Linked DNA regions of Mus musculus: region 1 is linked to region 2. Evidence: chromatin loops called from intact Hi-C (ENCODE). Cell type or tissue: left cerebral cortex. All regions are shown on one strand. Links, peaks and the distances in the headings refer to the core of each region. The heading gives the core; the rest is flanking DNA. Region 1 overlaps Cntn4 (contactin 4). Region 2 overlaps Cntn4 (contactin 4).

Region 1 (16,908 bases), core at 5,665-13,664, 940 kb before region 2:
CCACAGTCAGCTAATGGATGGATCACAGGGCTCCCAATGGAGGAGCTAGAGAAAGTACCCAAGGAGCTAAAGGGATCTGCAACCCTATAGGTGGATCAACATTATGAACTAACCAGTACCCCGGAGCTCTTGACTCTAGCTGCGTATGTATCAAAAGATGGCCTAGTCGGCCATCACTGGAAAGAGAGGCCCATTGGACACACAAACTTTATATGCCCCAGAACAGGGGAACGCCAGGGCCAAAAAGGGGGAGTGGGCGGGTAGGGGAGTGGGGGTGGGTGGGTATGGGGGACTTTTGGTATAGCATTGGAAATGTAAATGAGCTAAATACCTAATAAAAAATGGAAAAAAAAAACCTTTATGGACTTTGTTACTAAGCAATAGCTGGAAAAAATGATTTCTCAACAGAAAAAAAAAACTCATTGATCTAACTCTTAAACCAAATATTGTATGTGTCAGATTCAGTACCAATTCAATTTAGTTTTGTTTTCAAGGAAATTATTTAGATGCAGAAATTGAATTGAAAATAAAATGATAGTGTCTAATTTCGTGATTGGTCTTCAAGTTATATAGTTGTTTCATTTTGTTTTGTTTTTTAAAAAAAAATATTCAAAACACATCATACCAGGGATTAAAGAATGGCTCATCTGCTAATGTGCTTACTCCACAAGTGTGAGGACTGTCATTAGGTGGGGGCCAACCCCATGACTTCCAGCACACAGACAAAGAATAGGATCCTTGAAGCAAGTTGACTAGTCAGACTAGCTAGATCAGCAAGCTCCGGGTTAAACTGAAAGACTCTAACTCAGATAATAAGGTGGAGAATGACCAAAGAAAATACCCAGTATCAATCTGTAGCCTTCACACATACACACACACACACACACACACACACACACACACACATACACACACACAAATGCATGTGCTTGCAAACATGTGCATCCATGCACTTGAGAACATGCATAATGAATGAATGCATGTACACACATATCTACATGAGAAGAAAAGTAGAATAAAATGCACCACCAAACACTAAAACTTAAAAGACGGTTAACACTAATTGGAGAGCAGGTACTACTAAAAAACTGACCTTTTACAATACTTATTCTAAAGAATAAACAGAATTGACTATTCCACTAAAATTTAAACAATGAGTTGATATACAAATAAATACTTATTCTCAGGGGCTTAAAATATACTTAGCTTTTAGAGACCTATTCATCCTTAAATAAATGAAACAGAATTCATTTTCTAATTATTGAACTCTGTTGGGTCATTATTTGTATGGTCTTTCTTCCTCTCTTCCTTCCTTCCTTCCTTCCTTCCTTCCTTCCTTCCTTCCTTCCTTCCTTCCTTCCTTCCTTCCTTCCTTCCTCCCTCCCTCCCTCCCTCTTTCCCTCCCTCTTTCTTTCTCTCTTTCTTTCTTTCTTTCTTCTTTCTTTCTTTCTTTCTTTCTTTCTTTCTTTCTTTCTTTCTTTCTTTCTTTCTTTCTTTCTCCCTTTCTCTCTCTCTCTCTCTCTCTCTCTCTCTCTCTCTCTCTCTCTCTCTCTCTCTCTCTTTCTTTCTTTCTTTCTTTCTTTCTTTCTTTCGTTTTTGGAATAGTGTTCTTCTATACAGCCTGGCCTGCACTGGTACTGCCCTTTTGCCTCAGCTTCTAGAGTGTTAAAATAACAGGACTGTGCCACTACTTGGCCACTGTCTTATATTCTACACTGTAACACTCACACTAACTCTTGAGCATGTGTCGTTTGTGTTGTATAAGATGATGTCAGTAAAAATGAGCATGTTGAGTGTATACACACACACACACACACACACACACACACACACACACACACACAGAGCACCCATGCACATGCTTAATTTGCACTACTCTCTTAGAGCTACTTAGAGGAAATAACCCCTTCTGATGGAGAACTGAAAGGGCACATGAGATGGATGAAGTATGAAAGTATTCCTTGAGAAATCCATGCAAGTTTTCCTTTTTCACTTTGTTTTATTATTGCTATTTACAGGTACAAATTCCATGCTCCCACCCCAACCTGTAGAAAACAGAGACATGATCACATCACAAGAAAGAAAAGAAAATATCTCTACAGTGGAATCCTGAATCAGAAAGAGTACAGCCCTCCCCCAAAGGATGTAGGGTCTTCTGCCTCTTTGGCAGCAGATTCTCCATTTTACCTGAGCAAGGCTAGCCTACAAATCTAGATCACCTTCATTCACCACATGGTAACCAATTAAAGACTCCCTTTGAGTAAAGCTCTCCTAACTCTGCCCGGCTCCGACAGTTGCTCCACTCCTCGAAAGCCATAAACATCAAAAGGACAAAATGAAAGCTGCCCAATGAAAAGCAAAGAGAAGGTTCCTTAGACAAGCAAGAAAGGAATGCTGACTGATCAGAATTGCCCTCATTTGCATGACAGGCATTGCATGCGGGGTGGGGGTGGGGGGCAGAGGGGCCTGAGGAGGAGTGCAGGACACTCACTGTCCTATAGGTTTTTTCAACCTGGTGACCTAAAGAGGGCAGCAGTGTGTAAACCCTTTCCTGAATCCAGGTGTTTAATTGGTGCCTTGGTTCTCTGAGCAATGAGATATAAAACAAAACACCCCAGTCAGGCTGAATAGAAACTGGAGACTCCTTTGTAAAGCAATTTGTAAATCACCTCTGAGAGAATACTTATGGTCCATTATCAAGGAGCTGAGAAAATAAATACAAAAGAGAGCTGTTTAATAAGAGTGACTGGCAGAAATAGAAATGTCACCAGCCAACCGAGGGTGGCAAGTTTGTTGTACAGCAATCACTCTTGTGATTATCAAGGTTAGTGAATTTTCCGGGTTCCAATGTGGAGCAGAGAGTGTTTACTTACTACAAGAATAGAATTGTTTGAAGGACACCCCAACACAGTTGGTTGTCTCTAAAGTCTTGGCTCAACTATTGTGATCAAGTTGTTTGTTTTTAAGAAGAAGTTATAACTTGTCTGAAAATCATTCATACTCGTACACCCACTTACTCTTACTCTTGTATGCCACCAGGGAAAGCACACCTCTTGCTTTTAGAATTGCACAGTGTTGGAGTCATGGGGTCTCTCTGCTGGGATGTCTTTCTAAATGCAAAGAATTTTCTGAAGGTCTACAAGCCTCTATGATCAATAAGAATACTCTTTTTAAATCAGACTAGCAAGTAAGTAACTAGGAATGGGGTGGAGAATTGGCTAAATATATCACCTCGGTTTGACATTTTCTTTTCCAAGCTTTCTTCATGGTTTAAAAGAAATGACAATCTAAAAGGATATTCAAAAATGCTTCTCAATGACAAATTAAATAAAAGAACATCTTTAAGTTAAAGTATAATTAGAACCACTCCATGACATCCCTTCGATTGTGATGGAACATTAAAAAAAAAGATTCATACACATTTACATCAAGTAATGATTAGATATTTTTTTCTGTTGAGGAAGGAGGAATTATAAGTGTGTTTCTTTCACTTACAACACATCAGTAATTCCCCCATGAGTCACTGGGCAAAAGGGTTCCCAAAGAGTCTCATTAATCTCAATAAAATAGAGTGGTTCACATCATAAGCAACACAAAAATAAGGCACTGTGAGCTCTTTGCTGATTAAAGAAATACAGTCTTGGTTGGGGGGGGGCATTTACTGCATCTCATGCTACAAAATAAGAGAGCATTTTGCTAGACTCCACAAGAAATGGCACAGATTTCTTGAGACAATAACAATGAATTTGAAGACAAAGCTTTTGGCTTGCCTACAAGCAAAATAACACTTGAGCACCCATGCTCATTCACACCCAGGCTTCACTGTAAAAGAAGGATGACATCTCAGACAGTAGATGGTGCTACAGCCTCGCAGAATGAGTCCACAGCACTTAGTTAGATCTGTTTAACCTGCTCCTGTCAGCAATTTTCTGCATGTTTTCAGTTTCTTGAGTTTAAGGTCTCCGGGAAAGAGATGGTAACGCTTCCATTCAAAAGCACACGTCAGTGTGTCCTTATAGATAGGGGAAGAGGACAGTAAGAAACTCACAGAGCTTAAGATGGAGGCTATTAATTCCTTGGTGGGCATTATTAGCTGGCTTCCCTTTATTTGGCATGGTAAGATTGATTTCTAAAGCTTTCTGTTATACAGAATCCTGACCAAACCCACATACCCCCAGCAGTCAGGTCCACTCTAGCTAGCTTATCTTGGGGGCTTGTCTGTAATTCCAGTTAATCCTATTCTGGGATCTTATAAAAAGAAATCAACTATTAACAACTTCTCAACTCCTGGCGATAGCTAGAATGCCTCGTTGGGATGCATGCTGGACAAGACATCATCATGAATTGAGCTAATGAGACTCTTCTTCCTGTTGTGTTCTCTGCTTCAGAGAGGACTCTGTAAGCTTTCTAGAAACTTGATGGAGAATGAAAATCAGTAGTTTTCTCATTTAAGGGTCTGTTAGTGTTCTAAATTTTGAGAAGATATCAATTGTTGGAAAATGCTCTTGTAAGCCTGGGCAAGTCTCTGGAGTAGGGTTGAGGGTCACTGCACAAGAGTATACTTGTCTACACCAGAAGAAGGGGAAGTTTTCTTTTCATTGAGAATTACTGACCCAAAAAGAAAAGAAAATCAATGGAAGGTCAGAGCAGTACAAAGCAACTTAATTCAGTTTATTTTCAGAGTGATGTTACAACTTTCCATGTTTTTAAAACTAGGTGGAGGAGACATAAAGATCTGAAGGTATGTCAAACATTTAAAATTTCCAGTAGAAGATGGCAGGGTATAAAAGGGGGTGCAAAGATGATCAAAGTGCATTATGTTGATACTTCAATCAAAATGGTGCCTGAAATTTAAGTCAGAGTTCAGCCTTGACCCAAATCTCATAGGTTCCAAATCTATATTTAAGTCACTTATAAAGACATATGGCCTTTGCTATTATTACAAACAAAACACTCCAATTCCATGCTATTGCTGTCTGGAAATACTGAATAGAGGTAGAAAAAAGAAGATAGACTACATTATCAAGAGTTATTAAAGGGCAGAAGAAGACATAGCTACATCACTAGGTCTTTATTAACTGAAAACATAATTTTCTCATTTTAGAAACATGCTAGTTACTTAAATTCAAACAGGTTACCTTTGAAAGTTCATAAGTATGACTGTATACATATGTGTGTATGCCTTTAAATATGTGCATTTATTGATACATCTTAGTTGAAAGGCAATTGCATACTGAAATTTCCCACTAGAACTCAACAGCTTATCATTGGTAGAAAAGACAGTAAGGGCAAAACCACAGCTGAAATTCTAACAAACATGTACACGTTATTTGTCTAATTGATGTCAAGTCCCTGGTGTCAAGTCCCTGGATGGATCCCCTAGGCTGCATTGAAAAAAAAAAGTGAAGAAGATTTTGCCAATTTGCAACATTTTCTGATAAATTATTACTCACAAAAATGTAGGTAAGAAAACCCAATTCACTCTTTAGATCATTCATAATCCGTTTATCATGCAGGCCTGATATGCAAGGTGTATGGATCTACTTACACATTGCTCTGTAATTTATAAAACACTTCCATTTATCTTCTGCAAGAAAAATAATCTTTTGTTTTGTTACCATACTAGGACCAGCTCTTTTTTATAACTCCAGTGGGATTAATTCATTCGAGGCTACAAGGTACCACAGGAACCAATAGAACACTTTACCATGGTGGAGACTCCCAGATAACACATGGAGAGTGAGATATCCTTTACTGGAAACAAGGTCATAGCTCATTCACACATGGTAGCTGGTGGTTAGAATTCAGGAGGCAAATATATATATTAAAGAATCAGTTGGGGTTGATGACAGCTTTTCTAAAAGTGTCATCACAAAGAACTTTATTAAACTCATAGCCTGGTGTCTAAGACTCCAGTTGTCAACTCTGGGCACATAGCAATGGTGCATCAATCACCAAATTAGAAGTCATTTGGCATCTGTGATCTGCAGTTTTCAAGGTGATGGCATTTGGCCTTGTAGGGGGACTATGGAATTTTTATGAATCATTGTGCGGATCAACGGATTTTTGATATGCTTCATAAACCCTGTTACATGGTGTGAGATACACATGATAGTATTAGTGCTGGTACCAAAGATTTGCCTGGGAAGAAAAGGAAACAGTTGTTTTGAGAGTTAGAAGAGGGTGACATCTAAGGAAAAGAGCTCTGTCATAAGTCATTGTTCCAAGGGAGCTGCTGGCTGCTTAGTAAGAGCCAGGAAAGATGACAAAGTAATTTCTGGTTCAAGCATGAATGCTCAAGTATAGGAGTTTATGTGCAATTGCCAGATGCTTCAAGCTAGCCGCTAAATCCAAAGACACTTCATGCGCCAGCAACATTCTGGCATTTCAAGCCAGAGGGCTGCATAAATGTACATTCCAACAGGAAGAGATGTCATGGGAAAATTACTCAAAAGAAGTAACTGAGAAACTGATGAGAAAGGCTATGGACTCGAAAAGAATCTAAACCACTGGCAAGAGAAGGAAGTAAAATCTGAGTGCAGACTGGGACTAGACAGATGGCTCAGTAGCAACAGCTCTTGCTCTGCATCAGTGAGGATCAGAGTTTGATTTCTTTATCATATAAAAGTTGGGTGGGATGAGAGCCTTCTTGTAACCCTAGAGGTTTGAGGCACAGATGGGATCTTGGAGCAAGCTGGCTGGCAAGACTAGTCAATCAGTGAGCTCTGGGTTCAGTGAAAATTCTGCCTCAGTAAATAAAGAGGAAGGTGATGGATGATGTCATCCAATGTCAACATTTGACCTCTGCATGCACACCCACATACATGTACCATGTGTTACATGAACATGCATACACACACATACATGTATACAACTCATGCAAAAGGATAAAAAGAAAGCATGAGAACATTTTAAAAGATGGTGGTTAAAAGGAATAACCCTGCTGTTTATTTTTTCCTAGGATCATTCACCCCAGGGCAGGAAGAGGTCACATTCATTTATGACTTATTGGAAACACGATAATCTTTTGTCTCTGAGCAGAATCTCTAATGTGTGCATTCAAAACAAATTGCTAAATTGCTAAGTGTTCCTTTATTACCCCTGGCAAGAGTTAAAGCTGCAGGGTATATTTCAAGATGCTCAGGAAATGTGTACACTAAATAGTTTTCTTTTTTGTTGTGTGGTTATCTGGTAGATCATTTCCATGAAAAGAAAGACAAAAAAAAAAAATGAGCAGGTAGATTTATTCCTGATGTCTAGCTCCCATTGGCTGGAGTTACAATTGTTCGGTTCTTAGTCAAAGTCATAGTAAAGGCCATCACAAGCTTCATATATGTCATCACAGTTGTCTACATCAGCATACATACGTCATGTGTTTATCCTGTGCCACAATCTCTACCACATGACTGAACCCAAGACCTCACTAAACTATGACCATTATGAGGGTAGGGAACATGCCTCTATCATTCAGTATATACTACATTCATAGTACACAGTGGCTGGCCTAACAGGTATCTGGATATCCAAAATGAACAGGACTGGTGAATGGCCAGTAGGTAAAGAGCTCATCATGTAAGCAAAAGGACATGGGTTTGAAGCTCCAGAATGTGTTCACATACACCTGTGATTTCAACACTCCTATGGATACAGGAGAGACAGACAGAAGATGATACCTGGAAGGCAACAATCCTGGACTAGGTGGTAGTGATAATGAGATCCCTGCTTCAAACAAGGTGAAAAGCAATACCCAATACTGTTCTCTCTGAGCCCTATGTGGACATATGCATGCATGCACTCACACACATATACACATACACGTATCACACACAGAGACATCACACATTCCATCACACACACACACACACACACACACACACACACACACACACACACACACACACAGGATGGAAACAGAAGATGGGCAAACACAAGGCAGTAGTTTTACTTTCCAGTCTGTGAAATAGATTTCAGTATCATCACCATTTCCAACAGGCCACACAACTAATTAGAACAAGGAAACAGGTACTGGTTCCCACCTCTGGTTGACTCCACAGGCCCGTAAGTTACTGATTTCTATTTCAATATGACTACAGTTCACTGCTCACTTTAATTTGCTGTGAAAGAGGCACTTGGGTGGCTGCCAATGCACAGGTATAAATGAGCTCTGCCTAATTCTCTTTCGACTCTGAAAGATTGTGACATGATGTGTTGGAACAAGAGATGCTCTTTTCTGGAGTCAAGACATAAGAAGATAGAGGAAGAGATGGGAACCTGACTGTGTTCAAAGTGATGTGGAAAGAAAACATCCAAAAGCAAAAGCATACGGAGTCATTCCAGGAAGGCAGGAAAGGACCATAGACTTACGTCCCCAAATACAGTAACAACTTGACAGGGGCCAAAACAAGTGCCTCTAAGATAATATATGTTAGAAAATTAGATCACTTAGATGGCGGTTTAGGGATTAGAGGTGAAAGCCTTGGACAATATAAGCAGAATTCCCAAATTTTAGTTCACTTACCATGTTGACCATAGGGAAGTTAAATATTTTCTTTGTACAGCAGTTTCCCTGAATTTAATTGAAATAGCAATACATCTTTCATAATTTGAGAACTGATGGATACATTTATGAAACATGTTGAGAATAATACTTGCTGCATAATAAGCACTCGGTATGTGCTAGCTTGTTTTTATTCATTGAGACTTTCATAATGCATGTAACGTACTTTGACCAAGTTCACCCCCTTATTCTCTTCCCTTCCATTCCTCCCTTGTCCTCCCTACCATTTCCCCTCACAACTTCATATGCTCTTAAAAAAAATCCCTTGAGTCTATTTAGTGCTGCCAATCTATGTATTCCCATTGGACCGTCTACTGGGGGGTGTTGTAGAGACTATCCAGGGCTGCATCACTGAAGAAAGCTAACTCTCCCTTTTTGAGAAATCATCAATTGTTAATAGATTTTCATTGAGGAGAAGAAATTCATGAGTCCCTCACTTATTCATGCAGGTCTTGTGCATTCATTCATAGCCACTGTGGGTTCATGTGTGCAATAACCCTGGCATGAAGGGAAAACATATTTTCTTTCCCTTTTTTTTTGTTTTACTTTAAATGTAATCATCTACTATCTCTGACTCTTACCATGCTTCTCCCTTTCTTCTAAGAGGCTCTCTGAGTCTCAGGGAGAGGGAGTGATATATATATATATATATATATATATATATATATATATATATATATATATATATATATATTAAGTACACCAAATTTCAGATATAGGGTGCATCTACAAGCACACAATGATGAGAGAGGAGAGCAAATCCAATTTAGTAAGAGAGGAAAAATATGCCTATATAAGTCTCCTGAAAAGTACTATGGACTTGTAATTAAGTCCACTTCAACTTCACAAGAAAACTAAAGAAGAAATTGAATTGACAGCTACTAGCATTGATAACAAGTGCTCAGAAAATTTTGCTCCTAGTGAATGAACCATGAAGAAATTATCATTGTACAAGAAGATTTCTTTGCCAGGACAATGTAGGAGCACTTTGACAAACAGTACAGGTGCCTCCATGCTCATTTGCCAGGGCAACACACCAAGAAGAAAGACAATCCCAGAATGATATCAAGTCAAAGGATTATTATGCTTGTTGAATCCACATTTCAGACTTTCATTAGCTCTCTGGACATCATCAGATGCTGTGAAAATGCTGAAGACAGGACAATATGACCCTGAACTGAGAAGATTAATAACCGGTGAATAACTAAACCAGCTCACTGATCATTTGCTATGCTGATTTCTACAGCGATCCTAATGGATTATTTGAGTAGTTTATTGGGCATAGCCCAAAATAGACTTTATTGAGGGACTTAATTGAGTGACATATTTGGCTTTGCAGCACAGAATCTTTTCAAATCTTTATTTTTCTTTTCTTGTTTTCTGTTTTATAATCCGCCAGAATTGCTCAAGGACCAAAGGCTGCTTTGGGGAACATTAGCATGAACTCCTACATGCACTGTAAGACTGATCATCACACAGGAGCCACCTGAGGCATGTTGCTGATCTTGGTACAATGATTAGATGCCTGAGAGCAGGTGGTGAGGTAGCAATCTGCAGGTGGGCAATCCATTCTTCAATAGCAGTCAGAAGACTTCAAGAATGTTCCAGCACAGGCATGTATTTACATAATGCTAAGCACAGATTTATAATTCTCATCATGTTAGTGGTGAGTGACACTCAGCTCCATCTGCTTCTTTTCCTAGCTCAGCTCATGCACTCAGTAGTTATATAGATAACCTAAAACCATAAGGCCTGAAAAATTAAAACTGCAGGCAAGCCACAGGAAGCGTCATTTCAGAGGGACTTTCTTATCCATGCTCTTCAGAAATGACCCAGATTAGGGCAGGAGGAGGGTATAGGGGACTTTCAGGATAACATTTGAAATGTAGATGAAGAAAATATCTAATAAAAATATTTTTAAAAGAGGAAGTACAAAAAATGAAGAGATAACTAGACAGTGGTAGCTTCTCCCATGTGGACAATATTAAAGGGTGTTAAAGGCTTAAAAAAAAAAAGAAATAACCCAGAGTAATTTATGCATTTGGAAGATTTTATAAGGATAGAATAATAACAAAGGAATAAAAATAATTACAAGGAATATGTGTAAGCACTTCTTTCCATGTTATCTTGTTCCCTCTTTCTATTAGCTCTATTAGGGAGTCATTTAACACTTCCTTAAATAGTAATAAAGGTGGTTTTTTTTTTTTTTTAAAGTCATAAGTCTAGAAGGCTGAAAGAATGATTGAAAGGCATTCTTAATAAAATTGGGGATGTGGAGAAGCAATTAGATGACTAATGAACAAGAATCCTTGAATCTTAAGCTGACAGTGGGGACAGGCAGGCTGGAAAGAAGTCCAGCTTTATTCGGCATCCTACAAAGATCCCCAAAGTGGTTTGGTAGAATGGTAGCAGCAGAGCTCTGATTGGCTGGATAGTGTTAGAAGCAGCTGGGCCTGCAAAATCCACACGATTCCACATAGCCTTGTAACTAGCACTACCCAGACCTGAAATATGCTTAGATTTTACTTTCTAAGTAGTTAATATGCAAGAGGTTCTCTGAGCCAGAGGATAGCATCTCAAATTAATGGTAGTAGACATATAGAAACTGTCCCTATAACTGAATGCTGAGATTCCTTGTCTCTTGCTCAATCTGATTTCCAAAGGGACTTCTGCCCTCCAAAGAGGAGGAAGACAGGCAGTATTTCCAAGAAGCAATCAGTCAAAGAGAGAAACTATAAAAATTCTGATGAGGCTGAAGACCTTTCCAAGGAAATGATTTAATCACATTGAACTCATATACAATAAACTTTTCTCCACAGGTCATATATTAATGAACAGGAATGTCTTTAGGTTGTCTCCACAACAACTGGAATTTGGAGGACAATGGAACAACAGCTCCAAAATGCAGAGGCAAATTTGCTTCTACTCTAGAATTCTAGTTCCAGATAAACTGTTATCCAGTACGAGAGAAAAGGCAAGAAACTTCAAGAGAAGCAAATTAACATTTCAGAAAAGCATTACAAGATATACTTAAAGAAATGAAGAAATAAATCAGGGGGAGAAGAAGAATGAGAAGAAAGATTCTTCTGGAACGAAGAAGGAAGAAGGAAGAAAGAGGAGGAGGAAAAGGAGGAGGAGGAGGAGAAGGAGGAGGAGGAAGAGGAGGAGGAGGAGGAGGAGGAGGAGGAGGAGGAGGAAAAGGATATTTATAGTTTCCAGGAGGATGGTAAAGTAACAACCTGAAATGATGGACTAGTTGTATTTTCTGTTGCTGTGATAAAATACCCCAACCAATAGTATCTTAAAGGAAAAAGTGTTTATTTTGACTCATAATTCCAGGTTACAGTCTACTGCAGTAGTGAAATTAAAGTTTCAGGGTCTTAAAGCAGCTAGACATATAGTATTCTAGTGAAAGGCAGAGAGTAGAGTACATGCCTGCCCGCCCGCCCACCGGCCTGCCTGCCTGCCTGCCTGCTTGTTTGTATGCACTCAGCTTGCTTTCTCCACTTTTATAGAGTTCAGAGGTCTCCCACCCCCTGCCCAAGATATGGTGACACCCATAGTGGGCTGGCACTTTCCATACCAATTAACTAATTTATACAGTCTTCCAGACATGGTACGAGACCAACTCAATAGAAACAATTCCTTAGAACATACAAAGATAATAAAGGCCTAGGCCTTTATCCAGGTGCCCCCTACTACAAGTTTGTTTTGCTGGGCAGTGGTGGCGCACCCCTTTAATGCCAGCACTTGGGAGGCAGAGGCAGGCAGATTTCTGAGTTTGAGGTCAGCCTGGTCTACAGAGTGAGTTCCAGGACAGCCAGGGCTACACAGAGAAACCCTGTCTCGAAAAACCAATAAACAATTTAAAGAAAAAAAAAATAGAAAGAAAAAAAGAAATAATTCCTTATTGTTACTTCCCTTTCAGGTGACTCTACGTCAAATTGACCTTAAAGCTAACCAATACAGCAACACTTTATAGTATATATCTAATCATTTTTAAATGCTCAAAAGAACTTCTGAGCAGGCTGTGGTGCCACACACCTGTTATTCCTGTAACTCAGACACTGTGATAGAGTGGACTGTGACCTGCAGGCTGGCAAGATCTTGTCTTAGAAACAAAACAAGAGTTTGAGGAGATGGCATGTTGGCACTCACATAGATTCCACTACCAGAACACAGACACAGACGCACACAGATGCACACAGACACACAGACACACAGACACACAGACACACACACACACACACACACACACACACAGAGACACAGACACACACAGTCACACACAGACACACACAGACACACAGACACACACACACACACACACACACACTGTGATGGTTTTTATATGCTGGTCTCAGGGAGTGGCACTATTAGGAGGTGTAGCCTTGTTGGAGTAGGTGTGTCACTGTTGGTGTGTGCTTTAAGACCCCTCATCCTAGCTGCCTGGAAGCTAGTCTTTTCCTAGCAGCCTTCAGATGAAGTTGTAGAATTCCCAGTTCCTCCTACACCATGTTTGTCTGGATGCTGCCATGATTCCACCTTACTAATAATGGACTGAACCTCTGAACCTATAAGCCAGCTCCAATTAAATATTTTCCTTATAAGAGTTTCCTTGGTCATGGTGTCTGTTCACAGCAGTGAAATCCCAACTAAGACACATGCCAAGCAAATACATAATGCAACAAGACCAAGCAAACAAAACCCTATTTTGGAAAATTGTTCAAAACCTTGAGATTTGACCTAGTAATGCTAATGTTTAGAAAACTAACCACCACAGACATGCTGGAAAAGGCAGAATGAACGAATGAGAGAAGATTGTTTAGTCCCAGGGAGCTCTGGGGTACAGGTTAGACCATATTGTTCCTCCTCTAGAGCTGCAAACCCGTTCTGCTCTTTGGGTACTTTGTCTAGCTCCTTCATTGGGGACCCTGTGCTCTGTCCGATGGATGACTGTGAGTATCCACTTCTGTATTTGCCAGGCACTGGCAGAGCCTCACAGAAGACAGCTATATCAGGCCCCTGTCAGCAAAATCTTGTTGTCATTTGCAATAGTATCTGGGTTTGGCGGTTGTTTATAGGATAGATCCCCAGATGGGGCAGTCTCTGGATGGTCCTTCCTTCAGTATCTGCTCCGAACTTTCTCTCTGTAACTCCTTCCATGAGTATTTTGTTCCTCCTTCTAAGAAGGATCGAAGTATCCACACTTTGGTCTTCTTTCTTCTTGAGTTTCATGTGTTTTACAAATTGTATCTTCGGTATTCTGAGCTTCTGGGCTAATATCCACTTATCAGTGAATGCATACCATGTGTGTTCTTTTGTGATTGGTTTACCTCACTCAAGACGATAACCTTCAGATCCATCCATTTCTTAAATCCATTGTTTTTAATAGCTGAGTAGTACTCCATTGAGTAAATGTACCACATTTTCTGTATCCATTCCTCTGTTGCAGGACATCTGGGTTCTTTCCAGCTCAGAGAGTTTACACAATTAAGTAGCAAAGAAGAGATTTAATCTATCTGCAGGCATTCTCCCTGTGTGTGGATGTATGTATGCATGCATGTGTGTCATGTATGTGTGAACAGGCCATTAGGAATCACCCACATTCTATTTTCTGACATGGGTCTCTCATTAACTTGGAGCTTTCTAAGTGAGGCTAATCAGCCAGTAAAGTAAGCCTTGGGATGTTTTGTTTGTTTTATTATATATATATATATATATATATATATATATATATATAATCATGTTAAAGAATTTGGAGCAGTTTGTGATGATACACACTTGTAAAATCAGCACTCAAGCACCGTGAAAGACTGACTGTGTGGGTGTGTTGGTGTGTATGTATGTGTGTGTGCTTGTTGTATGTATATGTGTTGGTGTGTGTGGACATGTGTGCTGGTGTATATATGAATAAACACCTATAATTCCTAACGTGTTTCTGTTGGCTTCCCCAGAGCTGGGATTTTTAAGGGCATGCTACTAGACCTGACTTTTCATGTGCTTACTGGGTTTGAACTCAGGGCCTCATATTTGTTCCCCAAGCCCTTCACCAACTGAGCAATCAATCTCCTCAGCCTTCTGTAGACTCTCAAGAAGCGTAAAGCGAGCCGGCTCTGAAAGTCTGAGTGGCCTTAGGAGGGAAAGACCTCTCCTTTCTTCAAAACAAAAGGGAACTGTACAGATTTACGAGGCAGGACATAGTAAGTCAGTGTACAAAGTCAAGGCATGATGAATGATCAAATCACTGCAGGTAACATTTCTTAACCAGTTTTTCCAAAAAAGAGAAAAACCCACCCTTTCATTAACTTAAAGTAAGTGTACATATTTATATGTGGTAATGTGATAATCTGATATATGTAAACAGCTGTGGAGATAAGATTGGATAATTAACATTCCATTATTTCTTTATTCGGGGGCGTCTTTTTTTTTATCATGCTTTATAAATAACCAGAAGACCTGTTATTTTGTAGTGTCTTTGTGTCTAATTATGTTGCACTGTCTGGTGCTGCCCTGTAGACAGCAGGTGGGTATTGCTCTTACTTTACAAAGACCAAATCTGAAGCTTAGAGAGGAAGGTGGTGAAATTTTTTTCTGGGGAGGAGCCAAAGCCCATCATAAGAAGCCCTAAACACTGTATTTTAGGCTTCTTCGTCATGTTTAAGGACCCGAGAATGTTGTCAACCTTTATAAGAGATTCTCCTAGCTGCTCAAGGTAAGTCTGGCTTCTATGCCTTGTTGTTATCGTGTCTCAGAAACAGCTGGCCTGACTGGCTTGCTTTCTTTGGCAGCCCTGTGCCAGATCAAGTGCCATCATCATTCTGGGTTCTGCTGCCTGGTGCTCACATAGGGGAAAGGCCTCTTGTGCCTTCAGAGGTTTAGATAGGACATCTTAACACTGTTCCTGAATAGGGGCTTAGGAACTGCTGAAAACTGTCCAAACTTCATGTCCAAACTCCTTCCTGAGAATTAACACCTCACGTCCTCTGATAGAAACCATTGTTTCTCACATGAGAACATACATTCCCTACATGGCTGAATAGTGTGCTGAGCTTAATTTGCATACCAAATAGTTCTTCAGTGAGGCCCTACAAAAGGAGTCCATCTCAGGAACACCACTACCCGAAGCTTCCCAATTTCTCAACTTTGGGTAGACATGAATTCTTCTTTCCCGAGGGCAGACCTGGTTTATCTCTGCTGTCCTAGTGTGTCCACTCTGTATATTCTTATTTTAATAAAAAGGCTATTGGACACCCTCATGATACTGTACTATTTGTTCTTTTGCTGCTATATGGTGAGATACTTAGGGCTTAGGCTAGGACTCTCTTCTACACACGCTACGATATGAACTGCCAGGCCACTGCTGCATAAGAAAGATAGGTAAAGGATTTTTTTTAAAATCTGTATTCTTTCTTTATTGAGAAAACAACAGGCATTTTATTAACCTAATGAGTTCTGCATACTGCCTTAAAATAAAAGCAAGATCATTTCCTAGGTACATTAAATGAAACCAAGTTATTTGACAAATGACAGGACAGTCTGGGTCAGACATTACAGTTAACCGCAGGCAGAGCCAGGTGACACCTTTTGTAGACTACTGATTAAAATGAGCTGATATCCATCTTTCTGAGAGAAAAATAAGTCTCTGGTATTACAGAAGGGATGGTAGTCTTACACAGAAGGTTAATCAGACACATAGAAATTATATCTGCACCTTGATGAATTTACAAGTCACTCAGAGATCAATCACATACTGAAGCTGCCCACATTACAGTCCTGCATAGCAGGAAGGACTCAGAGTAGGTGGATACTGGTTTGTAAGAGAACTAGTAAAAAGCACACCACACTGCAGGCTGGAACAGTTCTTCCTGCTGAGTTCATTGATTTGTGGCTGTCATAATACTTGCATGGCTGTAAACAACATAAATACAAGAGGTATCTATATAATGATGGTATACTTTGGCCAGAGAAGGGAATGATTAATCTCTCAGATCTCCAGGCTGAGACAAAAAACATTGATGGATCCTGGTGCATTGTTTCGAGAAGTGTACCAATACACAAAGGCATGCACTTTAAGATATTCTTCCTTGGTAACTAGCAGAAGAAGCCATGGAGCCCCGGATAAAAAGAATACATGTACAATGACGGGTACTTGCTTAGGCACTAAGAGCTATTCAGTATTTTATACGCAGAATTCTAACTGAACAAATCTCCCATTTTATAGACGAGATTACTAAAACTCCTAATGATTAGTTTGTCTCATATAACAGATCTACTAAGAATAGTAGCTTTGAAATTTAAAACCAAGCCTGTCTCATATCAAGATTCATGTTCCTTTGGCTATGCTCCAT
Region 2 (16,908 bases), core at 4,688-12,687:
CAGGCACAGCTTTGACAAGCTGTATGGCCAACCCATTTTAAATGATTATTTTGTTTAACCTTCATCCTAAATATAACTCTGGCCATAGGGAAATGCCTCCTGTTTGATCTTCAGAAATTGATAATCTAAGATTTTGTCACATGGTTTGTCTCTGCTTTGTGAAATTAAGAGGAGGTTTTTCCCCCTGAATTTTCCCTTTGACTAAGCCACATCTAAAAATTGACTAGGGCCTAGTCAAGAATTATGTTGGTTACACACCATAAAAGATTATCCTACCCTTCTACACATTTCATGTTTGTGTAGGGAAAGACCCTCAGGCCGACCCATTCTGTGATGTCAAAGCTGCAGCCTGGCAATACCCAAGGCAGCTCGAATGTGACTAGCAGTGCAGGAGAAATGCTGCAAACCTCAAGTCCTAAGACTCATCTTTTAGCCCCCAAACACAAAGTAAATTTCTAAAGGAATCTCCAGCAATAAATCATCATATGTCAGCAGCTCCTTTCAGCTAGTGTAGTGCTAGAAAACTGCAGTGTCTCAATAAATCTTGTGTCAGTTAAGAAATGTGAGGGAGGGGGCACACAGGGACATAAGGCTTTGGGTGCTGGAGTGGCAGCTATCTGAGAGCATCTTTCTAATAGAGTGGGGGTGGGGGGTGGGGGAGGGGAAAACAGTCTTGTACTCTGTAAAGGAGACTTTGGTCTAAATTGGATGGAATCTGACTACTAGGGGCCATTGTAATGCACAATGATTATCAAAACAACTCTGGTGGTCGACTGCTGAGATGTAACAGAAGTGAAGAATATCTCAGCATACTGCCACCTGTTGCAAACATTGGTACAGGGAAGGAACAGGGGAGTCTTCCAAACTGAATTTTCTCTGACAATAATTAGTTGACCGGGAGGAACATGTAAGCTCTTTCAAGTGAAATTCCATCAACTGTGATTTGAGAATAATAACCATCACCCTGAAAATTCTGGAGGAAGATTAGAAATAATGTATGCATAAGTGTTAGGCAGGGTTAGCACTCAACAAGTGAGAGCTTTCATCCATTGTTAATCCCACTGTGAGGTTCCCTGAAATGGGCTAGCTTTGCATTTTTGATACCAAGACCAAAGATGCACTTAGGTCACATTCTCTTGGCATAAATTCCAAGCAGTTTGTTCCAGCCAGCCACAGTGCAGGCTTTAGTACCCAACACCTCACAATATAAATAACATGGCCCCCACCACACAAGAAGTCATTTATATGCAAGACATTTATGACAGACAAATATTTCCTTAATCAGCTGATCTACCTGGACTCAAGGTCAGGTAGAAGCCTTTATAGAAATTACCTGTGTTAAGCTAACATAGGTACATAGGAGCTCACAGAGACTGAACTGACAACCAAGGAGCCTGCATAGGACTGAAATAGGTCTTCTGCATATATGTTACTGTGTGTAGCTTGGTCTTCTTATGAGCCTCCTATCAGTGGGAACAGGGGCTTTTACTGGTGTTTGGACCATTTCCTCATACTGGATTGCCTTGTCCAGCCTTAATACAAGGGGAGGTGTCTAGTCATACTGAAACTTCAAATGCCATGTTTGGTTGATATCCATGGGTGGCCTGCCCTTATCTGAAGAGAAAGTGAATTGGAATGGATGGAGGATCAGAGAAGAGGTGGCAGGGAGGGGTGGGAGGAGAGGAAGGGGGTAATCTGTGTGTTTGGGAGGTAATAACAGATAATAATAATTAATAATAATAATTTAAAATTACCAGTAATGATGGATCAATTAATGAATTTCTGCTAGACACTAAAGTTTTAGCACAGAAGCTCAAAAGTGATGGCACTGTCTTAAAGCTATCAATTTCAATGTTGTAACAACCTAGAGATTACTATAAGGCTAAGAATGCAACATATTTAGAATCTTATGATGCAACTTAGACTACTTTTGAATCCACTCTGTAGCCCAGGCTGGCCTCTTTCTTAAACCTTCCTCCCTTATTCTCCTTAATTTAAAGGTTACAATCATAGGATACCATGAATGCTTTAAAGGGCATTCCTTTTGAATAAGAATCCCAGCCACTCTTTATAGAATGCATTTTATGCAGTCATAGCTATCCTTGACAATAGAATCGAAAATAGCAAAGGAGTCCCACATTCATCTCCACCATAAAACACTTCTCTCCTCGAGAGTGCCTATGAAATTTATAATTATCTTTATTTTAAATTGTAATTGTGTGATTCTCTTCTTAGTATGCCATACCAGATTCTAAACTCCATAATAATAAATTCTGTCTGACTTTTTTTGCTACTCACTGGACTGAATTTCAGTCATAGTGTTTAGCAGTATGTGGTAATTGCAGGTTAAGTAGAAAATGAAAGAAATTTTATAAGACTTGCTAATATTTTTCTAAATTATCTCATCTGATCTAAAAGTCAAAGCAGTGCATATTTACGAAAATGTCTTTCAATAAAGGCCTGAGTAGACACAAAGATGATTAGCAAGAATCTAGCATTATAGATTTTCTATAAGAAAATAACTAGTCTGAAAACACTGGGGAAGCAAGAGTTAGCTTGGTATAGGCTAACATAGACTGAAATCCAAGACTTTAGAAGAAGAACAGATACTGGATATTCATACTTGTTTTTTCTCTTCTGGAGTTGGGGATCTTACTATAGTATATAATATAGTATAGACTGGCTTTAAACTTGAGAACCTCTGTCTCAGCCTCCAAGGCATAAGGATTATCAATATTCAACCATTATTCCTAACCTGTATTTCTATAACTGAAGTATTTTAACAAACAAATATCCACATATCATAAGCATCTTTATTAAAAAATAGCAACATAGCTAGTGTGAGAAAGGATCAGAAAAGAGGAAAGAAATTAATCAGTTTTTATCAGGGAACTTTTATACTATTAAAAAGCACACTCCAAGGCATATAACCTTAAAGGAGATGGTTTAAAAATAAGAATTATAAGGTCGTAAAGAAATGGCAAATTCAGACTTGAAGTAAGTTCGTGAAATTAATTGAGATCACATACCTAACTCATTCATTAGAAGCACACTTTTTTCTTTTTTAATTATATGATAATCACCTTAACTCCTCAACAGTGTTGATGGAAGTTGAACACTTGAATTCTTCCAATTGAGAAATGGACACTGCCTACATACACACTTGATATCTCCTTATACTCTTATGCAAACACATTCTACACCAACTGTTTTCACAGTTCCAGGAATGGAGGACTGAAGATCTTGTAGCATATAACTCATTACACTTGAAATAATACATTTACCACATCCAGGGATGTTCTGAACTGCAGCTTCTATATGATATAGATGAAAGGAAGAAGAGAGGGAGCAAAGGGTAGAAGGAAACATGGAATGAAGGAAGGAGGAGTGAGAGGTGGGTGGAAGGAGAGAGACAGTCATTTATTGAAATCCATGGCCACTGAGTTTAGGTCATCAAGTGTTTTGCAATCTAGAAATGTCCTCCCCTCCTAGGAGGATCTTCTCAGTTAGTAATATTCAAATGGAGATTTAAGATGTATGGGCAAGCATAGATGAGTAATATATAATCTGTAGTCATGATAGTCATATTCATCCTGAAAACACATTCACATCTAAATGATTCATGATATTATTTGAGTAATATCAGTGCTAAGAACATTCTTTAAATAATTAGTGAAAAAGAAAACTCCTCTCTTTAAAATAATGATCTCACATTGCAGTACTGAATACCACCCTCATGTTTCCAGATTTATTTCTCTGCCATCGTTCCATTCAAAGTCCTCTTCCCTTGAGCTCATAGACTTCTAAATCAATGGCTTCTCTGTATTTTTAAAGATGTTTTATTTTGTGAGTTTTGAATATGTTCGCCTGCATGTATGTATGCATAACATACATAATATCTAGTGCCTGCAGAAGTCACAAGAATGGACTTGGATCCCCTGGAGCTAGAGTAGTTATGAATGGTTGTATGCTGGTAACCCAACCTGGGGCCACTGCAGGAGCAGCCAATGCTCTTCACTGCTGAATCATCTCTGCAGCTTGGACCTCACTGCTTATACAAGAAAACTGCAATGAGCTTCCCAGTCCTGCTGGCACTTGCCCCATGCCTCTTTCTTCCAGTTGTTTTCTTGAACTTCCTGGTCTGGTTATCATGTGTCTCATTTCCTATTAATTTCGAGGTCTCAAAACTCACATTCACCAAGGAGCTGTCATTGACTGTGATTTCTACAGGACATCCTGATCACTTGAGTCTCCTTTCATCCTCTGGAGTCTTACCCTTTTATAAATTATATTTATTAATTTTAAATGGTTTATTTTTGCTATCCCTATGAGGTTGTAATCTTCATGGCATCACGTTCTTCTGCCCATTAGATTTAGGTTGGTCCTGGCACATTGTAGCACTTGCAAACTATAGGTTAACTGTACTTTTTAGAAGAGTCCACTGACATTTTTCTAAAACTTTTCATTTAAACTACAAAGACAAAGACAGACTTGGAAAGCTAGAATACCACAATTTACCAAGGACAATAGAACAGCCAATTTTAGTTTTGAAATGCATATGTTCTTATGTCTTGCATATAGCACTAGAGAAATTGCTTTATATCTTGATAAATATTACCAGTACTGAGGTAGTAAAATTTGGTACCATCTTAAACTCAATGGTCTGTAAAGGTCTAATGAAAGATTTGTTGGCAAGGCTATCTGAATAAAATTATTTACAATCAAAATCAGTAACCTGTTCAACAAGCGAGAAGAATGAATGGTATTCCATACAAAGATTCCCTGAACAAAAACTATATACATATTTATTTGCATATATACATGCATACATATGTGTGTATATATATATATATATGTATATTACTTGTAACCCTCTCTGTATATCAAAGCTATTTAGGAGTAAATTTAGGTAATCAAGTAAAATACATTAATAAATATGCAATGTATGATTTACATGTACAGGCAACTAATTCATGGTACATTTAAAATCTATTTACACACACATTTCCCATATACAGGGAAGAAGGGAGGCATCACTGGATTCATGTGATAGTTGGGGACTAGGAAATATAATATGTACAGGACAAGGGTGAATGCAGGTAATCAAAGAGAATGTTAAAGTGCAGGTGGCAAGCAGAAGCAGGATTCTGGCAGACTCTCTCCCTTAGGGATGCATGTCCTTTGCCTGAAGGCTCTCTGCTGACTGAGTGAGGCCCACATATATGAAGAGACATGATAAAAAAGTGTGATGACTTAAATGCTAATCTCAGCTTCTTCCAGATATCTGACTGAATATCCGGACAACATGACTTGGCCAAGATGACATGTGAAATGAGCCATCACACCCATTCCCTATGATGTCAACAATACTTTACTCAGTTTATCTTCTCAGGCAAGATGAAAAGACATGCAACTGAAAACTCTTCCTAAATGTCATAAAATGCAAAGGCATGTACTTTTAAAAATGAAACATCATCTTCTGAGTAACTAATAAGTATTCATTTGGATTCACACATAAATTGTCTCTACTGTGCTTTATTGCCATAGTGAAATTTACTTGTGTTTAAATTTGTGGTCAAGAGTAACAACAAACCCCAACAAATCTATCAGACTCAAAATTTCAAAATTTTCAAAAAAATGAATTTTGAGCATTCAAATTAAACCACATTAATGAAAAAACATAGAGTCTAATTTACATGTACAAATTATTAATTTATAACACTCCCTCAAACACTCTTTTTAGAACAATGTTTGGTTGCAAAAATACTTAAATGGCTCCTAACATTTGTATTCCTACGCAAACTCTTAATCGCGTTCTCACGCCCGGCCAGGAAGAACACAACAGACCAGAATCTTCTGCGGCAAAACTTTATTGCTTACATCTTCAGGAGCTAGGAGCGCAAACCCCCAGCCCCAAAAGCGAAAGCCACCCCTATCTTACATCTTTAGGAGCCAGAGCTCCGGCGCGCCAAAGCGCAGAGCGCGCTCTATTGTTTACATCTTTAGGAGCAAGCGAGCAGGCGCCAGAGCCAGAGAGAGAAAAGAGAGAGAATGGCGGAAACCCCGTCCCCTTTAAGGAGGAGTTATCCTTCGCTTAGGACGCATCACTCCCTGATTGGCTGCAGCCCATGGCCGAGCTGACGTTCACGGGAAAGGCAGAGTACAAGTAGTGGTAAAATACCCTTGGCACATGCGCAGATTATTTGTTTACCACTTAGAACACAGGATGTCAGCGCCATCTTGTGACGGCGAATGTGGGGGCGGCTCCCAACATCTCCCCCTTTCCTTTTAATAAGAGCAAATAGGCCACCCATATTAATGAGAGTGGAGATAGAGGTCAAATCCCCAGTGTGTAGGTAAAGGAGCCGTACACATAACCTCCTCCCAGGCTCATCACCCAGAGGGGTCCTGGTCTGGTCCCGTGTTGTTTTTCCTGGGGGAAGGACACTTGAACACTCAACCTTCTTGAAAGATGACATGTCTCCCTAGAATAGGCTCATTTTATGCCGCAGAGCCCTTCTATTGCAGTGCTTAGCCGTGCAACTCTCTCGGGCTGCTGAAGCACACTCACTCTATCCCGTGCAATGAGACTAGCCTCATGGGATATAAGAGCTGAGTGGCCAGCGACCTATTGCCTAAGCATAGATATATCAGGGGAAGCTCCATGTTCTAGTCCTGCAAGCGCCTGGGCAATAACCACCTTGTCTCTCCTAGTTTGGGCCTTAAGCTTACAGACCAATCAAAGAAGCAACACTAATCCACAGCAAAGTGTATCTCCAAATAATATCAATCCCACCCATTCTTTAAAGAAGGAAAATGCTGAGGAGATCCAATTGGGTAATCCTTTGCTCAGGGACAGGTCCAAGCGCGTGGAGTTGACCTGAAGTCTCAATTCCTGAAGGATCTGTTCAAATTCAGCCGTCCAATTCTGTAACATATACTGAAAAAGACTTTTTGACAAATTAGCTGCCCTAGTAAATTTAACATACTGAATGGAAGTAACACACAATCCCGGAAACTTTTGTTTACACCCCAGCTGAGCTATTTGCCATAATACATCTAGTTGTATCTGGACAAGATCTATGAGTTAAAAGACAACTTGAGGACAAGAACAGAGAACCTGAAGTTCCCCTTTATAATCCTGATCTACAACTCCAGGGTGGACAATAAGACCTTGTAGGCTGCAAGAGCCTGCCTCTGTCATTATTGTCCAGTGGCTTCACCTGCTCGGGAGAGCGCCTTCCAGGCCCTAATAGCCTTTTCATCTGATTCAGAACTACTAAGAACTGGCTTCTCTAATTGATCTTTTTTCTTTTCTTTTTTCTTCTCCTTCCTTCTAATCTCTCCCCAGGTATTCTTACCTGACCTAAACTTTTCCTCGGGTTCAAGACCCTTGGAAAGGCCTGTATACTTATTTTGTGTACCATATTTTCTCTTTGCTCCTACTCTCTCTCCCCGCTTTACTTCTGATAGATTGCCCTGAATTTCATCCAGAATTTTCAGCCCTATCTTAATCACCTGATAACATGTGAAAAGGAACAAAAGGGCTCCTAACACTAGAAAAAATTCAAGGCCAAACATTTTCCACTTTACTTCTGATAGACTGTCTTGAATTTCCTTAGAAAGTTCAAGGCCAGGCTTACTTCGTAAAGCTGTACTCACTGGTACTCTCGTTCCCCAGCTGAAAAGTTCTGAATTCATGCAGTTGAATCCTTCTTAACAGTCTGCTTTACGGGAACCTTTATTACCGCGACCCGCAGTTCTGGTTCTGGAATGAGGGATCTTCCTTGTGCCGGTCCCGAGTTTTCTTGTATTTTTTCGTCCCGGATTTTTTCTCGTCCCGGGTTTCGGCACCAATTCTTAATCGCGTTCTCACGCCCGGCCAGGAAGAACACAACAGACCAGAATCTTCTGCGGCAAAACTTTATTGCTTACATCTTCAGGAGCTAGGAGCGCAAACCCCCAGCCCCAAAAGCGAAAGCCACCCCTATCTTACATCTTTAGGAGCCAGAGCTCCGGCGCGCCAAAGCGCAGAGCGCGCTCTATTGTTTACATCTTTAGGAGCAAGCGAGCAGGCGCCAGAGCCAGAGAGAGAAAAGAGAGAGAATGGTGGAAACCCCGTCCCCTTTAAGGAGGAGTTATCCTTCGCTTAGGACGCATCACTCCCTGATTGGCTGCAGCCCATGGCCGAGCTGACGTTCACGGGAAAGGCAGAGTACAAGTAGTGGTAAAATACCCTTGGCACATGCACAGATTATTTGTTTACCACTTAGAACACAGGATGTCAGCGCCATCTTGTGACGGCGAATGTGGGGGCGGCTCCCAACATCAAACCACTTAAATTTATGAAACATCATCTTTCTTGCAGTAAAATGCAATTTTGCAAGCAATGCACACCTAAAGAATCAGTTTGGTCATTCACTGATAATTTATTTGTTCTGTCTCCATCAGAAGCCCAAGGAGCTTTAGGTCACAAGAAGGCAAGTGACTCTGTGTCTTTGGCTTTTCAGTTGCTCAAGAGCTAGATACCATCACTACATCTGCTGTAGAGGATCACTGAACTATTAACTTGGAACTCTGAAGTCATTTAGTGACTTGCCAAATGCACTCCAGTTAATGCTACTTGCTACAAATAAATGATGTTCACTTAGAGATGTATTCTCTGAGTGTGTCTTTCAAAGCTTTGTGAGCTCAGAACTTTGCTTGTAATATGACAATATTAAAAGGAAGAGAGACCTGTTAGAACCTTTTCGAAGAACCAATCACTTTTGGGTCAGATTTAAAGCCCGCTCCATAAAATGGGACCAATAAATGACCTTTTTAATGAGGCCAAGAACCTTGGGCTAGATAAGTCATTGGCCTTAAGAAAAAACTAATACCTATTATTGGTCCTCTAAATGAACACAGCAATTCTACAACTCCTTGTAATGTAATTTGATGCCCAGGGATCAGTGAATCACTCAGCCATCAGCAGAGAAGCTGCTTTTGCAATAGATTGTCATTAACAAGGAAAGCCACAACTGGATAATGTGGAAAATATGAAAGACTTTGGAGTATTCAGCCTTAAATAGGATGACTGTATCAATCACACCCCTCCTCTCAAGACTCAGTAATCTATGCCAAAGAAGAGGGAGAAAAGATGCTAAGAGCCAGGGTTAGTATGCAACCTCATGGAAAACAGTGGCTCTCAGACATGACAAGGCTGAAGCCCACATGAACTCACAGAGACTATAATAGCTCACAGAACACATCCACAAGCTCAGTCCAGACAAATTCCAAGCACTGAGAAGCGGAACTAGGCACACATTTCTACCCCTAGCCAAGAAGTTTTATATAATTGATAGCTACTGGGAGAGGGAAGGTTAATTTTCCTCATAGGTGTAAACTATATCAACTATACTCTAAGCAGGCTCTGTACACAGAAGTACTGAGTCAACATAAATCAGATTCTGTGATTTTATGTGGGTGGTGTTGCTGTCATTATTGTTTCTGTATTTTCTTTATTTTAAGAAAGAGAAAGAATAAAGAATTGGGTATGGAGGGACAGGGGTGATGTGGAAGGAGATGAAGAAGCAGAAAGTATATGATCTAAATATATTGTGTAAAAAAAAGTGGATTGGGAAATGTTACATGGGCACTTCCTTTATAAAGGATTACACAGTTTCTGCATACTCCAATTTTTGTGAGAGGGACTTGTTATACCAGAGGATTACTAGTTGTGGAATCTGTATAGTTTTCTGGCTGACTGGAAATCTCTTCACATCATTTTGATCATTTAGGTGCCGTGGTTAAAGAGGCCCTCACCTCTCCAGTACCATGTTCTTGTATTTAGTTTTGCTTGGTTTTTGTTTTAAAATAAATATTTCACTACACAAAATGGGCTATCCTCAAACTCCAGCCTTGTCCTCCTGGACCTAGAGATTGCAGATATACACCACCAGTCCAGGTTCAATGCATTTTTTATTAGGAAGTGAACAGTCTCTGCCATTTTATAAAAACAAAAAATGGACTAAGGCCTAAAATATAAACTTTTGTGTTATTTTACACAGAATGCTTTTAACATTGGTACTTTTTCTAAACAGAAGAGTAATTTGTATATATTTAGGTAGGTATGATAATTCAGAATACTGTCTAACAAATTCATAATATGTGCAAATATTTATTACTATCACTTGCTGAAAGTAAAATGAGAAATGCCTGGGTAACATGAAACACATCAAAAGCTCAATTTTCCAAATATTTCAAAGAAGATTCCAGTAGATCTAGGATCATAGACCTAACTACACTAATATATAACATACTCAAAAGCAATAAAATAAAATACTCCCACACCCAGAATCCATCCTTGCCTGAATATACGTAGATGAGGTCATTGTAATGTGTTACTGGAGCTGAGAGCTACACATTGACCTTTAGTAGACAGTTTCTGTCTTGGATATGGTGGGAAATAGGGGAAAGAGAGTGCGGCTTATTAAAGTTCTAGCAATGAGTTTCATACTACTTCTAGTAAGTTTGAAAAATCCTAATATAGGAAATTTTGTTTAAAATCAATATTTTCTAAAACTTGTTTCTGGTAAGAATTTTTTAACGTCCTATTTATAGCTCCAGCTCCCAAACCTGGCTGCACATCAGACTCACAGGCACAGCTTATTTAAGATGCAGTCGCCTGAAGCTCTTCCCCAGGGACTGGCTTCTGTACCCATGGAGTGGGGCTGTAAGGCTTCATTTTCTTCTAAAGCTGCCAGCGTTTTCTGAGGACAGTGGTTTGTTGCAATTACCCAAGAGAGTTTATATCTAGTCCTGAAAGCAGGACGCCCTCTTTCACTTCCAGGATAAGGACAAGAGAAGGGATTTTATGTCCAACATGCTTCCTCCGATGACTTGCTTTCCAAGTTCTGTAAGAGCCTAGTTAGACTGGGAACCTGCACTATCTGGATATCATGGAACAAGTCAAACTTATACTAGGGAAGGCATAAACTACCTTGGAGAAATATTTAAATCTCACTGCAGAAAAACTAGAGCTCTTGGCACTAGGGATTATCCACTACAAGTTTTCAGACTACCCACATGCACACACAAACACACACACACACACACACACACACACACACACACACACACAAACACAATGACTCTTCTTTACTGCTGTAACAGTCTGTAGAAACATTAGCAGAAAAGTATGTAATAGCTAGACAACAGCAACTTTCAGCTTTCATTTTAGGAAATATCAGAAGTCACTGGGTGATGTACATTATTTGGAAAGGAAATAAGTGTGTTCGAAACAGCAACTTGGATGCCATTGCTATGAAATATGTTAAAGCTTCCTTTGAATGAAACCATACCATAACCCTCACATCTGGAAGCCATAAGATGGGAAAGGCAAATACACACCAAGGCTTTGGGTTCTTTTTCTCCATCCTGCTAAGCCCTCGGATGTGAATACTCACTGAAACTGTAGAAATGCTGGACCAAGGCAAGGGGTTTCCTTGTTTCTTGGAAGACTACATGGCAACCAATGACAGACACTGCAAAGATAATCTGTCTGCCTATGGCATGGAACCAGGAAATCAAAAGATAAGATAAACAAGGTCATCTGTGAGCCATTCCAGTCAACTCTGGGAGATACACAAAAGAAAAGTTTTATCAGAAAAGCTACAAGAAGCCGATGGCATAAAAGAAAATCTAGTCTGCAGTGGCAAATATCCCAGGGTAGTGTCACCAGGGTAGCACCACAAGGAACAAGAAACCCAAGGGTTTTCAGGTCTGCACTATTAAGCTAGATTTTAAGTGTCTAAAAATCCTAAATTGCAATCCTGCAACTCTGGCATCTGTTATAGATAACCTTCTTATCAACTGACTACATTTGGAATTAACTAAAACCTTAAGGGTCTAGGCACACCTATGAAATATTTTTAGTTAATCAGACGATTTGAGGTAGGAAGACCCACCTTAACTGAGGCCTATTTGAGGTCAGAAGGTGTACCCTACATCTAGGTCATACCTTCCTGTAACAGCTTATATAAGGGGCAAAGAAGAAAGAAACTTGTACTCTTTGCCTGCTTGTCCTTGTTCACGACTCACTGACATTAAAGCCTACTTCTTCAGGATTATGACATAAATTCAAAACAAGTCAAGACATACAGACACACACACACACACACACACACACACACACACACACACATTAAAAACACTTACAGTAAGATGACTATTGGTTCATTTCCCAGTGGGAGGGTGGGATTAGAATTTATTATCCAACCAGACTGAAAATAATGAAAGGGATTTTACTGCTAAGAAAGGCAATTTGTTTCTGTGACTATATGTACATGTATATGTGTATGCATTTTCATATGTATATACATATCCATATGTATATATATATGTATATATATATATGTATGTACAGATATTTGCATGTGTGTGTATCTGCATGTTTGTGTAAAACAAATACCAAAGGCTGTTATTGAAAATGTTATCAAACAGTATTGGCTCCTTTTTAAGACTGTCTAAGAACAGCAAATGGTATTAGGATAGAAAGTTGTCTCAGTCAAAGGAGAAAAACAGAATCAGGTCAGAAATTAGATAATATAGCAGGTGGCACTGAATAGCTTATGAGGATCTCAGTTATAAAAAAAAAATCTCTTAAAATGGGAGTGTGGTGTTACATTCAAGGTAACAGTGTTGCAAACATAAAATGACAAGATATTTCTTTACAATATAAAAGCATTTTATTATTTTGTGAGATTCTTTTTCATTACAAATATAATAACATTAGTTATTTGCTTCTTTTCTTACTTCTCTAATTTATCCTCGAACTCTTTGTAAATTCTTATGTATATTGAATGTATATATGAAATATATTTAACAGCTATAAATATTTTATACATAAATGCAATTGTACTTTTGGAGCTAATTAGCTCTTATCTTACATAATTAACCCATGGCTGAATTGGAAATAAGAACTAATCAAAGGTCTGTCAGTCACAAATTTCGAAGCGCAGAGACTAGAGATGCCAATACCTACATTCTCCCCCACCTACCATTCAGATATGCAAATGAATTCACACAGAACTTACAAATTTCACAATGTCATGTTTCCCAACCTGTTTAAAATTTCATAAAAGCTTTCTAAGGAATATAGAATATTACCAATGTTCATAACATCCCCTGGTTTTTCTCATATGATGAAGGTTGTTTTAGCAGTTCTATGAGATTCCACAGTCCTTCTCCAGTCTATGCCCAATGCTAAGAGCAGATTTCATATTTTAGTCAGTGAAATAATGTGATAAAAGACTGATGTCATCCCACAAAAGCCTAGGATCCACTCATACTTCTCTCCCGTCGACACATAGGGTTCCATTCTATGGACATTATATTCACGTCCTTTCATAAGTGCTCCTCACAAACAGGATGACAGCGCCATCCCTCTTCACTTAGCTGCATTATCAACTCTCTACAACTTCTAAGCAACAGCCCCATATACTATATCATGCTACCATCTGAGTTTTCTTTTCTTTAGAACCAACGAACTCCCTGAAAAAAAAAGAAAGAAAGAAAAAGAAAAGAAAAGAAAAAGAAACACGATATATGCCAGAAGACTATCTTTTAAAATAGCCATATAGTAACTCACTAAAGGCTGATCCATCACTCTGATGGATAAGGTGGTAGGTGGAATACTCAGAGTTTCTGACCTTCTAGGATAAATGGGTTGATATTACTCTACCACCAAGGGAATGAAACAGAAAGTTATGAAAACATGCTCCCACTGAATGACAAAGCTACTTTCCAGTGTGATTACATTTCCTGAGTACTGGTTACTCGTTATCCCTTTTATGCTATGTTCTTCCCTCAGTTTTTAGGTAGGAGTGTTGAGACAGGGTCTCACTCTGTAGCCCAAACTAGTGGTGAATTTTCATTGCTTCAGCCTCTCTTTCAAAAGGCATATGCCACTCTGTGGGCATATATTTGAAAATTACACACAAATGTGCACACACACACACACATCTAAAAGTGCTTATTCTCTGATTATCCTTTGGTTAACCTCTATGATATTTATTTTCAATTATATAACTTTGGGTTTACTATACAATTAATTATATGAATATGTACTTGACATCATTTAATCCTAGTAGCAGGAAGCTGGTCAGTTAATAATGTGATATATATCCCTGCCTATACATTCTTTATTCTTTATCCAGATCTCATGATAAAATGAAGATTTTTAACACAACAGATCTAGAGTGAAGAACAAACTTTGAGTAAACACCCATTTATGGACCACAATGCCACCTAGATGACAGACAAATATCGTATGTAAATAAGCGTCTCTTCTAAATTATACAGTTTACTGTCACTGTAAATTCGTGTTCTTTATCAATAAGATATAGAGTATGTAGCATGAATGACCAACAGCAAGCTCAAACTGCCACTATTGTTGGGCAATTCATTATATTTCTTTCACCTGTTTTAATTAGTTAACCTCATAATTCACAACAATTGGGGGGATAAAAATTCATACCTGGTAAATTGTCCAAAGAGAAGTTATTAAAATCTCAATTACTACAGAAGCATAGTTAGGTGGATTTTTAACTTCTGTTCCATTGAATGGGTATACTTTGGGACATTCTAAGTGCTAAGATATAGAAATAGTAATATATGGAAATGTTGAAATAGTAATATATGGATATTCCAGAGTGAGATAATATGGCACATACCAAAAGAAAATATTTAAGAGAGAATGGAAAATGGTAAATAAATTCTCATCGTATGCCTTGAAAAAAGAAATATATAACAGTAATTAAGACAACCAAGAGAGGTGGTTAAATTATGAACTATAAACAATTGGTAATAAACATATCCTTGAATTCCATAAAATAGTTGCTAAATTTACATACAAACATCAATACAAACTTACTAAAAATGTGTCACTCTTCAAAGGCCATAAAAATACATAAGATAAAAATAATACTTTTAGCCTGGTGTGGTGGTGCATGCCTTTAATCCCAGCACTTGGGAGGCAGAGACAGAGGCAGGCAGATTTCTGAGTTCGAGGCCAGCCTGGTCTACAGAGTGAGTTCTAGGACAGCCAGGGCTAGACAGAGAAATCCTGTCTCAAAAAAACCCAAATAATAATAATAATAATAATAATAATAATGATGATGATGATGATGATGATATTTTTGTCTTCAAATATGTAAAACTCATTTGCAGCATGTACATTAATAATAAACCAGTGGATTTTTAACGTCCTTTCCATTGAATGGGTATACTTTGGGACATTCTAAGTACTAAGATGTAGAAATAGTAATATATTGAGGATCCTGGGAATAATCTTGACCACTAGTACTTGGGCATGAATGAACAGAAGTCAGCAGTCAGGGAAATTTCTGTTTACAATGCTAGAGCTTGGATTCTATATGATATAAAAACTGCCTATAGGTCTAACAAGTAATTAAGATTCCAGAGTGAGTTAATATGGCACATACCAAAAGAAAATATTTAAAATAGAATGGAAAATGGTAACTAAATTCTCATTGTATGCCGTGAAAAAAAGAAATATATATATATATATATATATATATATATATCAGTAATTAAGACAAGCAAGAGAGGTGGTTAAATTATGAACTATAAACAATTGGTGATAAATGTATCCTTGAATTCAGTAAAATAGTTGCTAAATTTACATACAAACATCAATACAAACTTACTAAAAATGTTTCACTCTTCAAAGGCCATAAAAATACATAAGATATAAAATAACTTTTTGTCTTCGAATATGTAAAACTCATTTGCAGCATGTACATTAATAATAAACCAGTCATTTTTCTTATGCGTACTAAATTTTGAAATTCAAAGCATCCATAAAGTAACTGCTTTGCTCCAGGAAAAAGAGAATGGCGAAAGTCATTTCCTAGTACTGTCAGCATTACAAATAAAAGAAAGTATACATCTACTATAAAATTTCAATCACACTTGACTGAAAGCAACTGGAAACATTTTTATGTTTCTCCTTCGTCACATGTCAGCCTTTCTTTCATAGGTTGGCAAGATGGCCTATAGCTGAAGTACGAAGCATACAGATAAGAGCTCAGAAAATAATTCATCCTTTATAATAAATAAGATTCTTGTCCATAGCCAAAACCATTTCTCCGAAACAAAGACTCCAATAGTGCCAGTCTCATCTTGGTTCTGATACAGTGGCTGGCTGTAATCACCATAAAACAGCACATTCTACAGACGCTTCCCTGCTTTGTCTCTGCACAAAGAAAGGAGTTTGCATTGCCTGGGCTATGGGTAAGGACGGGTGACAAACATAAATCATTTCTCTATTTTTAAAATAATGGATTTTGAGGTCTATAAATCATAATATCCACGTAGTTGAGCCATAACACAGGCAAGATGTGAATAAGTACATCAGAAGCACAGGATCTCAGTGTTCTCAAATGATACTCAAATCATGTCACTGGCACCAGGCTTTTTTTTAAAAAGATATTTACTTTATTTACATTTCAAGTGTTATCCTGAAAGTCCCCTATACCCTCCCCCCACCCTGCTCCCCTACCCACACACTCCCACTTCTTGGCCCTGGCATTCCCCTGTACTGGGGCATATAAAGTTTGTAAGACCTAGGGGCCTCTCTTCCCAATGATGGCCGACTAGGCCATCTTCTGATACATATGCAGCTAGAGACATGAGTTCTGGGGTTAGTTTATATTGTTCTTCCACCTATAGGGTTTCAGACCCCTTCAGCTCCTTGAGTACTTTCTCTAGCTCCTCCATTGGGGGCCCTGTGTTCCTGTTTACAGATAACAAACTAACTTTAGTCTTCTTAAACAAATTCATTCCCATTATATGTGGGAGGAGAATATGAAGAATGTTAAAGAAGTCTTACTTGTATTTGTTGCT

The links. A loop is a pair of places that touch in the nucleus more often than their neighbours do. Peaks named below come from ENCODE experiments on the same cell type or tissue, not always from the same donor. Only the 100,000 strongest peaks of a DNase experiment are listed, where the experiment ranks them.
Region 1: it touches region 2 in a loop (10-fold over the local background); 3 of 42 quality-filtered maps call a loop at or near these places.

Annotation. Positions count from the first base shown.
Region 1 is chr6:106,632,675-106,649,582 of GRCm38, reverse strand. The region is part of intron 15 of Cntn4 (contactin 4); the gene reads right to left. Among named protein-coding and RNA genes, the nearest start is that of Il5ra, 110 kb to the left of the region's middle. In left cerebral cortex, for the core only: no CTCF peak of the experiment used is centred there; DNase peaks (open chromatin) are centred at 6,443 and 10,220.
Region 2 is chr6:105,689,570-105,706,477 of GRCm38, reverse strand. The region is part of intron 1 of Cntn4 (contactin 4); the gene reads right to left. Among named protein-coding and RNA genes, the nearest start is that of Cntn4, 20 kb to the right of the region's middle. In left cerebral cortex, for the core only: no CTCF peak of the experiment used is centred there; no DNase peak of the experiment used is centred there.